Regions from separate parts of the Homo sapiens genome. Here regions 1 and 3 are each linked to region 2. Evidence: chromatin contacts called from ENCODE Hi-C data. All regions are on one chromosome and are shown on one strand. Each heading gives the region's core, a stretch centred on a gene start or an enhancer-like site at or near the end of the contact. The rest is flanking DNA. Distances are from core to core; before and after follow the strand shown.

Region 1 (4,662 bases), core at 644-3,143, 340 kb after region 2:
GAAGGAAAAGAGGTATATATTGATCATTAGTAATACCAGTAATACTAATATCCAATATTTATTAAATACCAGATACTTTGTTAAACCCTTTACATTTAATCTTTAGTTTGACCCTTTCATTTAATCCTTAATAAGAATTCTGTGAAGTATGTATTATTCTACCTACTAATAATACTAATGTGTATTATTCTACACATTTTATAGACAATAAATTTGAGGCATGCAGAAGCTGCCTCAAGGTCACACCCCTAGCATGGCATCTGAGCTCAGGCAGTCTGATTCTAGATCTCATGCCCTCAACTAGTGTGTTATTTAGTGTGATGTGCAACTAAATAGAGGTTCACATCAAGGACTTCATTCAACAGTTTTCTATGCAGGGTCTTCTGCCTCCACTTTCCCATCTCCTCAAATGCCTGAAAGCCCACCAGTTAAAATTAATTTGCGTTAACAAGCAACCATTCAGGAGGCATCAGGAGAACCAGGGAGATAGGCAAAGAGCAGAAAAAGGGCAAACTTTACCTGGATTTAATTGTCTATCAGTTTTATGCCTCCCTGTCTCCAGAGATGGCTTAAACTACTCTCTGACCCAACTTGACCAGCTTCCTTGTCCAGTTCTGAAGGGCCTGGCTCACAATTAGGCAGAAGTGAGCATTGTGGCATTGTATGTCTTCAAGGATTCCGTTTAGAAACTAGACTATGAGATGAAATGAAACAATGCATGTAAAGTGACCACAACTGTACCTGTCATGTCTTAAACACTCTATAAGTCATAGCTATTATTATTCTTTCTTCCTGTATTGCTTGCAAAATGCTACAAACTATCAGAAAGTCAGACCTCTCAGTGGCTTTAGCACCTAGTATTATTTTCAGTCATATACATTCTTTGCATGTCTGTCAGGAACATATTTGTTAAGTGCTTGTTGGGTGAACCAAGGTAGTGACTACAGAAAGTACAGGGAGCCATATTAATCAATATCCATATGATACATTTAGGAACACATACTAGGAAATTTGAAAATGCATTAAGAACCCTTACCATGAGGCATCTACCACATGGAAATTGTCAGGTCTCCAGTTCTTACTCCCCAGAAAGGGGACTGTTTTGACTACAGAGAAAATTTGCTATTATTAATGCTTATCAAGCTAAGTTCATACAGAAATAAGTAAGAGAGTCAGGAGCCACTCTCCTCTTTGTCACACTCCTTGGACTTAACGACACCACTCTGCTTCTGCCCAGTTTTTAGTAAACATGGCCTTCACCATCAGCCAACCTTAGTTCCAAACACTTCTCAGGAGAAACCTTAATGATAGGCTGTGGTTCCTTTTTATCCACCAGAGCTGTCTTGTCTGATATCACATTGATGCCCTGTGTCAATGCCATTTGGATCTTTCCTGTGTATAGAGTCTTAGACCAATTTTCCATTTTGTGAGTTTCCTTCTGCTCCTAACAAAGAACAGAGAAATGCTCTCCACATTCTGCTTCCAGAGCTGCTCAAGTCTCTCTGAAGATTCAGTACCTAGTCTAGGTTTCTTTTGCTGGGGGTTAGATTCTGAAACATTGAGTTCCCTGGCTTCTTTGCCTAGAATGAAGCCTAGAGCCAGAAACGATCTAAGGCAAAGATCTCAGAAGAAGGTCCCACCTCAGGTGATGAGCCTTGCCTGGCCTGAAGTCTAGGGTGAGACTTAAGTGCTGGACTGTCAGCATAGCTTACATTTCACAGAACAAACCAGAACTCCATTCAGCACTCCACTTACTTCATCTGGCAAACATTATGAAGCAGGTACTGTACTAAGTTTGGGGAACAGAAAGTTGGCAAAGACAAGGTGTCTTCCCTTGAGAAATTCAAAGTCATTAATTGTTCATGTAACACAGAATACATTCATGAGTTCATTTTTTTAGAAAAAGGAATATTGATTCTCAAACTCTCATAGAGAAATGTTCACTACTTCCTCTAGCCTGGAGTCCTAAAATGTCTGACTCAATGAAGAAAAATGCCAACTGCCACTAGAGCCTACTCAAATGAAAACTCTGTAGCAGAATGATCTTGATTATCTCAGAAATCCCTGACAGAAATGGAAGCAATATAAATAAACACAAAAGAAAATAGAGGTACTGTAACACAACTATAAATTGCTCTTCTCCCCGACTTTCTTCCAATCATCCAGGGCAAAAGAAGGAAGTTGGTCTTTGTGGCAGAGAATAGACCAGCAGCTGTTCTCTATCCTGCCAAGAGGGGAGAGACTTATTATAAACAATAGCCAACAATATGTCCTTTGGGACGGGAAACTCAGCCAATTTGGAGGGGGCCAGTCTGGAAGAGAGAAGGAGGGTTAATGGGATGGGGGGGTGACCAACATAACAGAGGATGAATTAGGAGAAAACACTATCAAATTTTCCTGTGTACTTATGTTTCTATTACCTCATTAGGGTGATTACATAATGTGACTCCATTTATAAACTAAGAGGGAAGGAAGGGGCGACATTCTCCTTAGCGGTGGCTGATGTGAGACATTAACATACCAATAAGTCATGTGGGCAAACAGTTAACATGTTTGGGAACATCTTTCCTTTCTCTCTTCATCTGTTTGGTATTTTGTCTGCTCCTTCCCTCCTTTCAGCCATATATGTGTATCTGTGACTCAGAAATGGAAATGGAGCTGACAACTTGGGTGCCGCCATTTTGAGAGCTCTTCATGTAAGAAATATATGGAGTTTGTTTTACTGTTTTATATTCCATTGGGAGAAAAAAAAATGAACAATCTTACTTACATGTATTACTATGCATGGGTCCCTTGCCCATTCCTCTCTGCAAAATCCCCAGAGGAGTTCTTAGCCAGGTGCAGATTGGAATTTTAAAGGTTCTTATTTCTTAGGACATTTTTCTACATGTGGAGAAATGCCATTCTTTTCACAGACTAACTTGTCAGTGTCCTGATTCTAAGTAGTAACTCTAGACGGGGATATTTTAGGGGAATGCTGTTTATGGATATACTATTAATTTGTGCCTTAACTTTTTAAATAGCTCACTAGGACAGTAAAATTCACTGAGTGATATTTAACAAATGAGGAAAATGGGTTTCAAAAATGTGAAACAACCTGTTCTGATAGTTAGAGAAGGAGGCCAGACTGCGATCCTGTAACAACAGCAGTTATACAGAACATGACTGTAATAAACAATTTCTAAGGGAGGTTGGACAGTTTAAGGAGGGGTTCCTTTATCCATGGGTTCTTCCAATGAGGGAGCAGTGTGGGAGTGTGACGGTGTTAAGTAGGACCAATTCTATTTAAAAGGGTCCCTCAGAGAGAGAGAAAAAAAGAATTAACTATTTAGCCTGTATTTGTCTTACATATGGTTTTAATTTGATATACTTACCCTTTGTTCCCATATAACCATATTAACCCTTCCCCATTTTGTTATATTACTTCTGGTTTTAATTTTGGGGGCTTCCAAAGGCATTTTTGCAGTTATCATTTCTCAGAAGATGTGCACTGATTCTGTTTGTTCTTATGATGGCAAACTAAATAAAGAGTTTGAGGATCTGCATTACACATGAACAGGAAGGGATTTCTTTATTCAGATTAGAAAAAAATAAATTTTAAATATTTCTATTGTAGACAGTATAGTAGGGAGATTTCACTCTACCTGGGGCCTGGGAAGTAGTATTTACTTAAATTAGCAATCAGTCCATTCATTTAGATCTACTGTTCCATATGTTTTCTGTTCACATTATTTTGGTTACAGTATCTTAGCTATCCAGCAGATGGCATCTGCTTCAAAACTCTCCTAACTTCCATTTACATTTCAGGACAAACAGGATACTGATACATTGAAACCTCCCTTAATTGACTTCTACATTTAGTACCTAGAAAAGGTTGCTGGAAATATAATTAAGGGTAGACCATTCATTCCCTTTTTCTTGGTAAGAGTCATACTTCTCTCTTGCCATGCCCATGGCACTACCATGGACGCCTAAGAAAACCTCAATAATTTGAAAGGAAACATAATCAGAATTAAACCCACAAGCTCTCTTTAAAAATCTATTACTTTAATTGCTTTCAGCACTACACAAGAGCTTAGTATTAATGGCAGATTTAGACAAGCAAAGCTAATCTCAAACCTCCTCTAAGAGAGGAAAGAGGCAGGGGGGAAAAAAAAGAGCCAGCTACTCCAAGAAGTGAGGGTAAATGAATACACAAAGCTTTATGCATAGTTACCATACAGAGCCTTTTCTCTCTATACTTTGTATGAAAAGATGGGTGTGATTGAATGACTTCTAACGTTTAATGACACCTTTGCTCCAGTGCTTTGTAAAGCTCACACATGAATACACTGATCCATTTCCAGATGATCCTGGGGCCCCCATCCTTTTGTGTCAAGCACAAAGAAAAAGGAGAGAGAGGGAGAGACAGAGACAAAGAAACAGCCCATGTAACCAAGCGCCGAACATGATTTGAACAACCAACTTAGTAAACATCAATCTTAGGCTGTGTTATGTGAAATGGAGTCATACTCCAAAAGAAATGTTGGCTACATTTAAAAGATCACTTTGTCTAAAGAAAATGCCAAGTTGAATTTTCATGTACTAAGTCATCTTTCTACAAGAAGCTGACAAGACAAAAGCAACAAAGTGAAAAGGTAAAAAATGGCTCATTTGAAAAAA
Region 2 (4,464 bases), core at 661-3,160:
ATAACTATCTATGTTATTTTAGCAAACAAATATGTCAGATTCCACCCACTGTTTTTATTTTATTTCCCCTTATTTTCATTTATATCACCTTCCACTGGTTTGTACTAAAAGGATTTCCTGGACTGTATGTTTTTAATGTTTGTAGAAAGAAAGCTCTCAAAGGAAAGACTCTTTCCTCTATATCCAATGGAATCATTGGCACAAAATTTAGGAAGTTAAGAAGAAATAACATTCTTACAGTTATTTGATTCAACATGGAAATTTCTTTTAGGATGAACTTTTTGCTGATGTCATTGGCTCGGAGTAAAACTGCCAAATATAAAGATATGATTCCAGCATTAATAGAGCAAAACTGTGAAACTGTACCAACCAACCTGAATTGTATTCTCATTAGTGCTGTCAATTAATGAAGTTAGACAAACGATTTTCCCACATTACAATGTAGTCTACTCAAAAGCCTAAGGAATGCCACCTGCCCATCAAAAATGAATAAATGTGACGTAATTCCATTGTATAATACCACCATATAACTAGGTTCTGTAAGTCCACATACACACCTAGGGAGGTAGTCTTATTTACCTCTTTCAACTTTATATTCTGACTAATATGTATTAGAGTCAATATTGGTATGTTGATTCCATATGGCTTGTTGATTGGGGAATCAGATGAGAAGATTATTCTAATACTGAAATACTCCTTTTTCACCTAATGGTTTAATCACCTAATTAAAGTTTACTGTGTTCTTTGGGAATCCAAAGTGACCATTGGTGAACCTGACAAAAAAAATTCATCTTCTTAGAATTTTGTGATGTAATTAATATTTATTTTGGAACCCTCAGCACCCCAGAGAAGAGTTAGGTATAGAAAGAAACTCTAAAAAGCATATAAGTGCCCCAGAAGATTTTCCCCTTCCTCCCTGTCACATACCTCTTTGCCTCAACCCACTTAAATTCTGAGAAAAAAATCAATACAGTTAAATGAATGTAAGTATGGGTTTATCATTGTCTCTTTAAGTAGAATTATGTCCACGTTTTACAAGTTCCATTTCTTTAGGTGTCAAAAACTAGTTTTATTTAGCTGAGGTTGAGAATATTGGGCAGAGTCAAGGTGAGCATCTAGTGAAAAGCTTTGGAAACACTCCAGGTATAAAGCTGAAGACATTAATCACCAGAATAACAAATGAAATTGAACTGTTCTAGAATTGGGCTCCTTCACCTCATTTTCCACTTCTTCTTCCAGTGTGGTCATCAGGATTCAATCCTGGTCCTATGCTGTCCATAAGATAATACCAAAGGGAGCAGACACTCAACATTTACTTCTTTTTATCTCGACTCTAATCAAGAAAATATGACAATATTTCTGATATCTCTTCTCAAAAAACTTTTTTTTTACTCTAAGTTCTGGGATACATGTGCAGAATGTGCAGGTTTGTTACATAGGTATACATGTGCCATGGTGGTTTGCTGCACCTGTCAACGCATCATCTAGGTTTTAAGCCCCGTATGCATTAGGTATTTGTTCTAATGCTCTCCGTTCCCTTGCCCACTACTGCCTGACAGCCCCAGTGTGTGATGTTCCCCTCTCAGTGTCCATGTGTTCTCGTTTTTCAACTCTCACTTATGAGTGAGAAGATGCAGTGTTTGGTTTTCTGTTCCTGCGCTAGTTTGCTGAGAATACCTGAAAGCTTTGAAAAATCAGATTATCATTAAGAAATAATTCTTAAACTCAAAAATTTTGCCCAAAGAACTTCCTTCTCTGGAGACCTGAAAGAACAAATTAAATACTCATCATAAATATCCAAGTGCAAAACTACCAGTTTTGCATTTATAAAACTACCAGTTTGCACATGAGGAAACTAAGATTCAGGAAGTGTAAATGATTTACCCCGGCATGAAGCTAGTTAATAGAAGAGCAGGTTGCTCCTTACTCTTACTATCTTACTTTTTTGTTAATCATTTATACACAAATCCTGAGTACCTACCATATCCATGGCACTAAGGGCTGTGAAGGGAACAAATCCAAAACATTCATGGTTCCTCCTCCCAATATTATTATTAGATACTTTAAACATTACAATAATGATAACCACTATACATCAAATACTCATTACGGGGGAGAAACTGGGTCAATATCATGGTCGCAGACATTATTCTCTTGATATGAGTGTTAGTTTCTTCAGTTTACAGATGAAGAAAAGGAAACTGGTATGCAAAATGTCATATAATTGTCTCAAATCACACAGTTCATCAGAAGCAGAGGTCAAATTTGAACTTACATTTGCCTGATTCCAAGACCTTTGCTCTTAACTGTATCATAAGCTGATGTAGTTCTACAACTGAAACTTAACATTTACCTCCAGAGACAATGGAAGATACTTTAGCTAAAAGTAAAAGAAATTTTCAAAAATAAGGTTTATTAACGCTAGAATAATTTAACATAGGGAGCCTGTAGAACTTCATCACTGTAGGTGAGTTGAAAATGAGAGGATACTAAATTAGAGGTTTTATTTAAGAGTGGGTCTACCTAATTGCCTAGTAGGAAGTGAAAACAAATGATATTTCAAGCTTTCTTTTACCCTATGACTTTAAGGAAAAACAATAACAACCATAAAACACCACCACCTACGACAACAGTCTTCTGTGTTTTCCCATGCATTCAAATGAGCTAAAAAGTGATAAATGCATTGCAAGTAAAATAGCTATGCAGCACTCTTGGGAAATGTGGTTCCACGGAGATGCCACAGAGACTTTCATTGTAAAGCCTGGTACTGAAGTTTGGACAAAGGTGTGTTTGTGTGCAGTGACTAAGCTTGTGTGGGAGGGAGGCAACCACTGCAGATGGCTGAAAAATATGCTAATGTTGAAAGACCCATGTGATGGCTGGCATCCTGAAAGAGACACAGATGTTTCCTCCCAAGAAGAATTTTAGAACAAGTGGCTTGCTGACCTATTCAGGCTTGATTCCTTAACTGCATCTCAGGGTCATACACACGTCAGAACCACTGAGACAATTGTCCTCCTCACTTTGTACCCCAGGAAAGAGATAGAGCAGCTAATTAATCACAAGGCCTTTGCTGATAATACCTTTCATTTGAAATTTTTGTTGTTTTTGTTTTTAAGATGTTTTCATGTTCTCTGAGACTTGCTTTCAGAATGCTGCCTCTGTTCACATGCTGGGTCTCCTACAGTGCTCACATTGCTCCACTCTCTGTACGTTTTGTTTTTTTTCCCCATAAAAACCATCCCTCTTATATTCACTTTTTAAGTCTTTCTTTTCCCCACTAAACTATATGCTCATTTCATGGCAGGGAGCATGACTAACTTGTTAACCACAAAATCCCAAGAGCCCAACATAATGCAAGATACATAGAAGTCTCTCAAAAACATCTTTTCTCAGCACTCCTGAGAATACCTACAAGACATTCTCAGATATACTAGAGAGGCAGAGCGTAGATTGTCTTGTATTAGTCTACTTAAACAAGATTGTTCATTCCTTCATTTATTCAACAAAACTTCGGGGGTTTATATCATGTGTCAGGCACTGCTCTAAATGACCAGGATGCTGCAATAAAAAGAACAACAAAAAAAATTCCCATCCTTATGGGTTTAGGGTGTTAACATCAATATATTTTTAAAAGAAATTGAAAAAAACCCAGGTACTTCGACTACAAAAATCATTTTGTTTGCAGATTACCTAACACTGCTAACTCAAGTTCCTGGGTCTATAGAAGAAAAATAAAATTAAAAATTAAAAAACAGCCGGGCGCAGTGGCTCACGACTATAATCCTAGCACTTTGGAAGGCCAACACGGGCAGATTACCTGAGGTCAGGAGTTCGAGACCAGCCTGGTCAACATGGTGAAACCCTGTCTCTACTAAAAAAAAATACAAAAAAAAAAAATTAGCAAGGAGTGGTGGCACATGCTTGTAATCCCAGCTACTTGGGAGGCTGAGGCAGGAAAATCGCTTGAACCCAAGAGACAGAGGTTGCAGTGAGCCGAGATCATGCCACTGCACTCTAGCCTGGGCAACAGAGCGAGACTCTGTCTCAAAAAAATAAAAATAAATAAATAAATTAGTTAATTAATTAAAATTCAAAGACATTGCTAAGGATCTCACTAGTTTTCTTCTATCTTAATCAGGTAGGGATTGTCCCCATAAACAAGAAGAGTTCTAACCTGCAAAGCACAACTTAAAGAAATATAAATCTGCTGTAATGGATATGAAAGCTAACTGTGTACCACTCCATCCCCACCTTTCTGCTTCTGGCATTATAAGCTCTCCAATAGCTTTAGCATAAATTCACATGTCCTATTGTTTCTTGCCACCTCTCAGGGTTCTGAAGGAATAGGCACCAGGTTCTGATAAGAACAGAAACATCTGGAGTGTGGGAGTGTTCATCTAAAGAAAAAAAGTGAAAATAGCATGCATTGAACTGTTTGGTGTGCTAAGTAATGATTAGGGT
Region 3 (5,100 bases), core at 274-2,773, 300 kb after region 2:
ATGCAGACACATCAAAAAACTATAGCAGATTGCATTTGTTAGAAAGAGAGAGAAAGAGAGACAGAGAAATATTTTTGCCTGGGGATAGTAAGCATAATCTGAGAATATCACTAACAGTTTTAGTTGTTCTATATTAGTACTTTCATATAAGTATATATTTTAAAAGTAATTTCATGATGATGCAATTATGTTTAGAAGAAATTCAGAGTTTTATAAGGTCACTTTAATCCAGAAAAATATTCTTTAAAGTTTAAAAATACTGTTTTTTTCCTCCTTTAAAATGTTCCATTGATATTTTATTGCAGTAAAATATTCAAAAATGGTTATGCTTACTATTTCTCATCAGTCAGAATGGCTCTTATTAAAAAGTCAAAATATAATACATGTTGATGAGGTTGCAGAGAAAAGGGAATGCTTATGCACTGCTGGTGGGAATTGTAGTTCAGCCACTGTGGAAAGCAGTTTGGAGATTTCTCAAGGAACTAAAAATAGAACTACCATTTGACCCAGCAATTCTATTACTGAGTATCTACCTTAAAGGAAAATAAGTCATTCTACCAAAAAGCCACCTGCACTTATATGTTCATTGCAACACTGTTTACAAAAGCAAAGACATGGAACCAACCAAGGTATCTACCAATGTTGAATTAGTAAGAAAATATGGTACATATACACCATGAAATACTACATAGCCATAAAAAAGAATTAAATCACGTCCTTTTGTAGCAACATGGATGCAGCTGGAGGCCATTCTTGTAAGTGAATGAACACAGAAAGAAAAACCAAATACCATATGTTCTCACTTATAAGTGAGAGCTAAACATTGAGTACACATGGACATAAAGCTGGGAACAACAGACACTGGGGACTCCAAAAGGGGGAGGGTGGGAGAGAGGCTGGGGCAGACAAAGTACCCATTGGGTACTATGTTCACTATTTGGGTGACGGGATCAATAGAAGCCCAAACCTCATCATCATGCAATATAACCATGGAGCAAATCTGCACATGTACCCCTTGAATCTAAAAACAAGCAAACAAAAAAATGGTTATATAAAAGTCTGCAAGCTGTAATCAATGACAGAATAAATGGAATTTTTTTTCTTAGCCTTTAGGAAAATGCCAAGACATATTCCCACCTCTCACATGAGTTGGTGGTTTAAGAATTTGGTTTGCAAAACACAATTTAATATTTTATTTATAGAAGTCAAGAGAAATGGTAACAATTTAAAATTTTGATTCTTGAATATCTGTGCTTGTTAAAAAGAAAAGGTGTGTGGGTGTGTTGAAGGGTTTTTATTCCATTACTACCATAAAATCTACTTTTATTTACGTCTTTTAGAATCAAACTTTTAAAACATTTGCTAAAATTTCATAAATCTCATATGCCAAAATTCAGCTGAGCCAAACTCTTAGTTACCTGTTCTCCGTTTTTGAGCTGCAGTAGCATTTGGTAAACAGAATGCCCAGAACCTCCTCTGAAAGCACCACTAGCAGGCACTGTGAGAGCATTTTCATTCAAGTTCATTCGACTTGGGCAAAAAGAGAACAGCGGCTTACATCAACTGAGGATCAGTGAACACAATCTCATAGCAACAGACACCAAAACAGTCCCTCATTACAAGCCTTGTCCAACAATCAAGTCTTTAACGAGAACAAAGGTTGACAGTGATTAATCATTAAGCGGTTCCCTGTTCCTTGCTGCACGTGTTCACAGCAGCCTCCTACAGAGGCAGTCTGGCATATTTCCTGTCTCTGTGCTCCACTGTGCCATGTCTGAAGGGACGCCCAGGCAGCCTTCTCACTATTTTAATTTCAAATGCTACAAACATCTACAGAGTCTCTATGTGCACATGTCTTGACTTTTATTCTGAGCCTGGCAGACTCTGAATGGATATAGGGAGTATGAACATAATAAGCCGTTAACTCCACATCTGCTTACTAGATTATGTTCAAAGACAGTATAAGAAATTGATTAAACACTGTTTTCTAGAATAAACCTTTGAAATCTGTTTGTTTCCTTAAGCAACACAATGATAAGTTGCTATAATTTAGTTGTGCAGTGAACAGAAGATACCTTCACTACTGTTTCTACATAAAAATAGCTTCTGTGTTGTCAAAGCACCATGCTTTGACAAGCAACAAAAACATTTTCAGAAACCTCTTTCAAATAATTCTGTTTCACAAGGCAACAGAATTATAAAGTCAACTAATGCTGCCACCATTTTATTCAATGTTCCCTTTTCCTGTGTCTTTTTTATGACCTGTCTGGGCATTATCTATCTTAGTTGGTCATGCAATAGCATATGTATTCACCTTAACAGACTAACTTGGAGGGTTTTTATTTTCTCTCTTTCAACATGTACATTTCACTGATGACCATGTTGCCTGTAAACTGCTAGGAGCTCAGGTGAAAAGAGAGAGTTATGAGATACAGATTTCTGAGAGGTGAGGGGCAAGGGTTAATTGAAATTTTTAAAATGATCAAGGGAAGTAGGTTATGTATCAACAAACATATTGTTTTTCCAATAACAAATGTCACATTTAAGAACAACAAAATGAGATAACCCTAAGCATTCTTTGTATCTATTCACTTCTCTCTTCAAAGTAATCAGAATTAAGTAATGTGAGGTCTCCAGTAGCTCATGTAGTAGATTATAACTAGTCCATCTACAATATAAAAGCTAAAGTATAAAATCCAACCACAAAGTGATACAGGACTGCTAGGAAGGGAAGAGTGTGGTCCCTTTAAATGACATGGAATGGGGGAAGCAAAGTACTGGGTAGAGAAAGGCAGGTCCCTGGCAAGGGCTCCACTCCAACGACCTAGGTGAGGACAGGCACTTCCTGCCCAAATGTTGCATTTCCCAAGACCACCTGGGCCTGCCACAACCCCATCCTGGGCCTATAAAAACCCCAGACCCTAGCAGTAGACACAAAGGCAGCCAGACGTCGAGAGGAGCACACTGGCAGAGGAGCACACGCACAAGCACTGGCGCCTGCAGGCCGTCAGCAGGACACTGGCGGGACGAGGTGGGGCTGTTGGAGGAGAGCCAGGGCCACCGAGCAGCCCACCTCCAGGGAAAGAGCATCTTCCTTCTGGTTCCTCCATCTGCTGAGAGCTACTTCCACTAAATAAAACTTTGCATTCTTTCTTCAAGCCCACGTGTGATCTGATTCTTCCTGTACACCAAGGCAGGAACCCAGGATACAGAAAGCCCTCTGTCCTTGTGATAAGGAAGGGGATCTAATTGAGCTGGTTAACACAAGCCACCTATAGACAGCAAACTAAGAGAGCACGCTGTAACACATGCCCACTGGGGCTTCAGGAGCCGTAAACATTCACCCCTAGACATGGCCGTGGGGTCGCAGCCCCACAGCCTGCCTGTATGTATGCTCCCTTAGAGGTTTGATCAGCGGGGCACTGATGAAGCGAGCCACTTCCCCATCTCACACCCTGCGAGGGGGACAAGGGAATCTTTCTTGTCTCAAAAGTATAAAATATGCAATTCTCCCAGTATACTCAGCATTTTAGTATACAGCTGCAGTTTCTTTAAACTGAGTATATTCACTGAGGAATGGGAAATGACAATGCCACTCTACGAACAAAAAGACTACCTTATTATTGGTAACTAGGCTCTCCACAGGGATCCTTGCGACAGGGATGACACAGTGGTTGTTGACTCACATTAATATCAAAGCAGCCTGAGAGGAAACCACATTCAGAAAATGAACTTAACCACAGCCTCCTGGAATCAACATTTAAAACTAACATCGGTGAACTCTGAACTGAGAAGGAAAACAGTGATGAATTGTAGAGAGAAAGCTTTCAGGTTTTCAGGTGGTCTCAAACTACATTCTTACAAACCAACCAATTGATTATTTTGACTCAATTCAACTTGTAGTAAAAAACTCTAACTGGTTCTGTGTTATCTCTGCAGTTAGGGTACGTCAACTTCACCTCACACAAACATACTTTTAAAACAATATTTGACTTGAACTGGTCTGCTTATCCTCTTTCTCTAATTTGAAGCTCCACTTGTAACATTTGGGGGCTTATGTCAAAGTCTTAGAACAAAGACTTAAATCAATTACAAGTTAAAGGACTTAAAACTATGTGTAGATGGCATGGAACATTGAAGCAATTTCCAAATCATGGGGTATGCAAATCTCAAAGAAATTCCAATGCATGTTTGAGTCATTAATTCATCAATAACTATAATAGCTATCATGTGTTGGACACTTTCTCCATATCAGTCACTACACTGGGCACTTTATACACGATCACATTTCATAACTATAATAACCATCTATGTACTAGCCACCCTATTAGTATCTCCATTTTATAGATGAGAGAACTGACATTTGGAGAAGCTAAATACTTCATCTAGTTAGTCAGTGATTGAGCCAAAAGTCTATCTCAGGCAGCCTGACTCCAGAGCCCTGCCATAATATCCGAAAAGAAATAATACAAAACTAAGGCAGCCAGAGCCCTTGATCTAAAGTGGTGGTAAATCTATACTATTGGCACTTCATATGGAAACATGAAGCAATTTAAGCTACTACATAACAGTACAGTTCAGTTATATAGGATCTGCATTTGATATAGGAGTAATATGACGTTGAATAAGTAGCTTCATTTTTCCAAACCCCAGTTTCCTCATCTATAAAAGTAGTAAGGTGCCCAATTCCCAGGGTAGCAGTGAGTTTTAATTGAGATAATATGTGTAAAAAGTATTTTGTAAACACTGTACTCCAGCTGGTTGACCATTATGGTTTACTGTGAAATATAAAAGAATGAAGCTTCTGACATGTTTTCTATTGGGCCAATTCAATAGATGTGGAAGAGCTAACCATAAAATGAAAGTGCTAAGAAGGCAAAAAAAAAAAAAAAGGGGGGGGGGGCAATTCATGAAGACATATTAGTGATGACCCATGTGTACCAAAATGTGTAGAAGATCCTTTATGCCATGGGGAAGACCAAAGTGACCTGAAAAATAAGTGAATTGTCTGCAGGCTTTATGGCATTAGATACTAAGAATATGAACTTTGTACTTAGACAGACCTGGGTTTAAATTCTGAACAAGTTAGTCCAGTCTTAA

Evidence for each region. Hi-C counts contacts between places; a loop is a spot of excess contacts on that map. Pooled maps may share reads with other maps.
Region 1: a pooled map shows a loop between it and region 2 (11-fold over the local background). The contact joins two enhancer-like sites. A Hi-C loop is called at or near these places in 2 of 37 single-sample maps with no recorded cell type and 2 of 50 pooled maps.
Region 3: a loop to region 2 is called in a pooled map, with 6 times the contacts of the local background. The contact joins two enhancer-like sites. A Hi-C loop is called at or near these places in 3 of 37 single-sample maps with no recorded cell type and 2 of 50 pooled maps.

The regions. Positions count from the first base shown.
Region 1 is chr11:96,051,283-96,055,944 of GRCh38, forward strand. All of the region lies in intron 2 of MAML2 (mastermind like transcriptional coactivator 2), which reads right to left. Among named protein-coding and RNA genes, the nearest start is that of MTMR2, 130 kb to the left of the region's middle. Within about 2 kb of position 1,894, at least 2 of the 41 ENCODE cell types and tissues checked have a DNase peak (open chromatin) inside an H3K27ac peak, as active enhancers do.
Region 2 is chr11:95,713,138-95,717,601 of GRCh38, forward strand. No RefSeq gene overlaps it. Among named protein-coding and RNA genes, the nearest start is that of FAM76B, 74 kb to the right of the region's middle. Within about 2 kb of position 1,911, at least 6 of the 41 ENCODE cell types and tissues checked have a DNase peak (open chromatin) inside an H3K27ac peak, as active enhancers do.
Region 3 is chr11:96,010,693-96,015,792 of GRCh38, forward strand. The region is part of intron 2 of MAML2 (mastermind like transcriptional coactivator 2); the gene reads right to left. Among named protein-coding and RNA genes, the nearest start is that of MTMR2, 89 kb to the left of the region's middle. RefSeq lists an enhancer at 1,345-1,948. Within about 2 kb of position 1,524, at least 17 of the 41 ENCODE cell types and tissues checked have a DNase peak (open chromatin) inside an H3K27ac peak, as active enhancers do.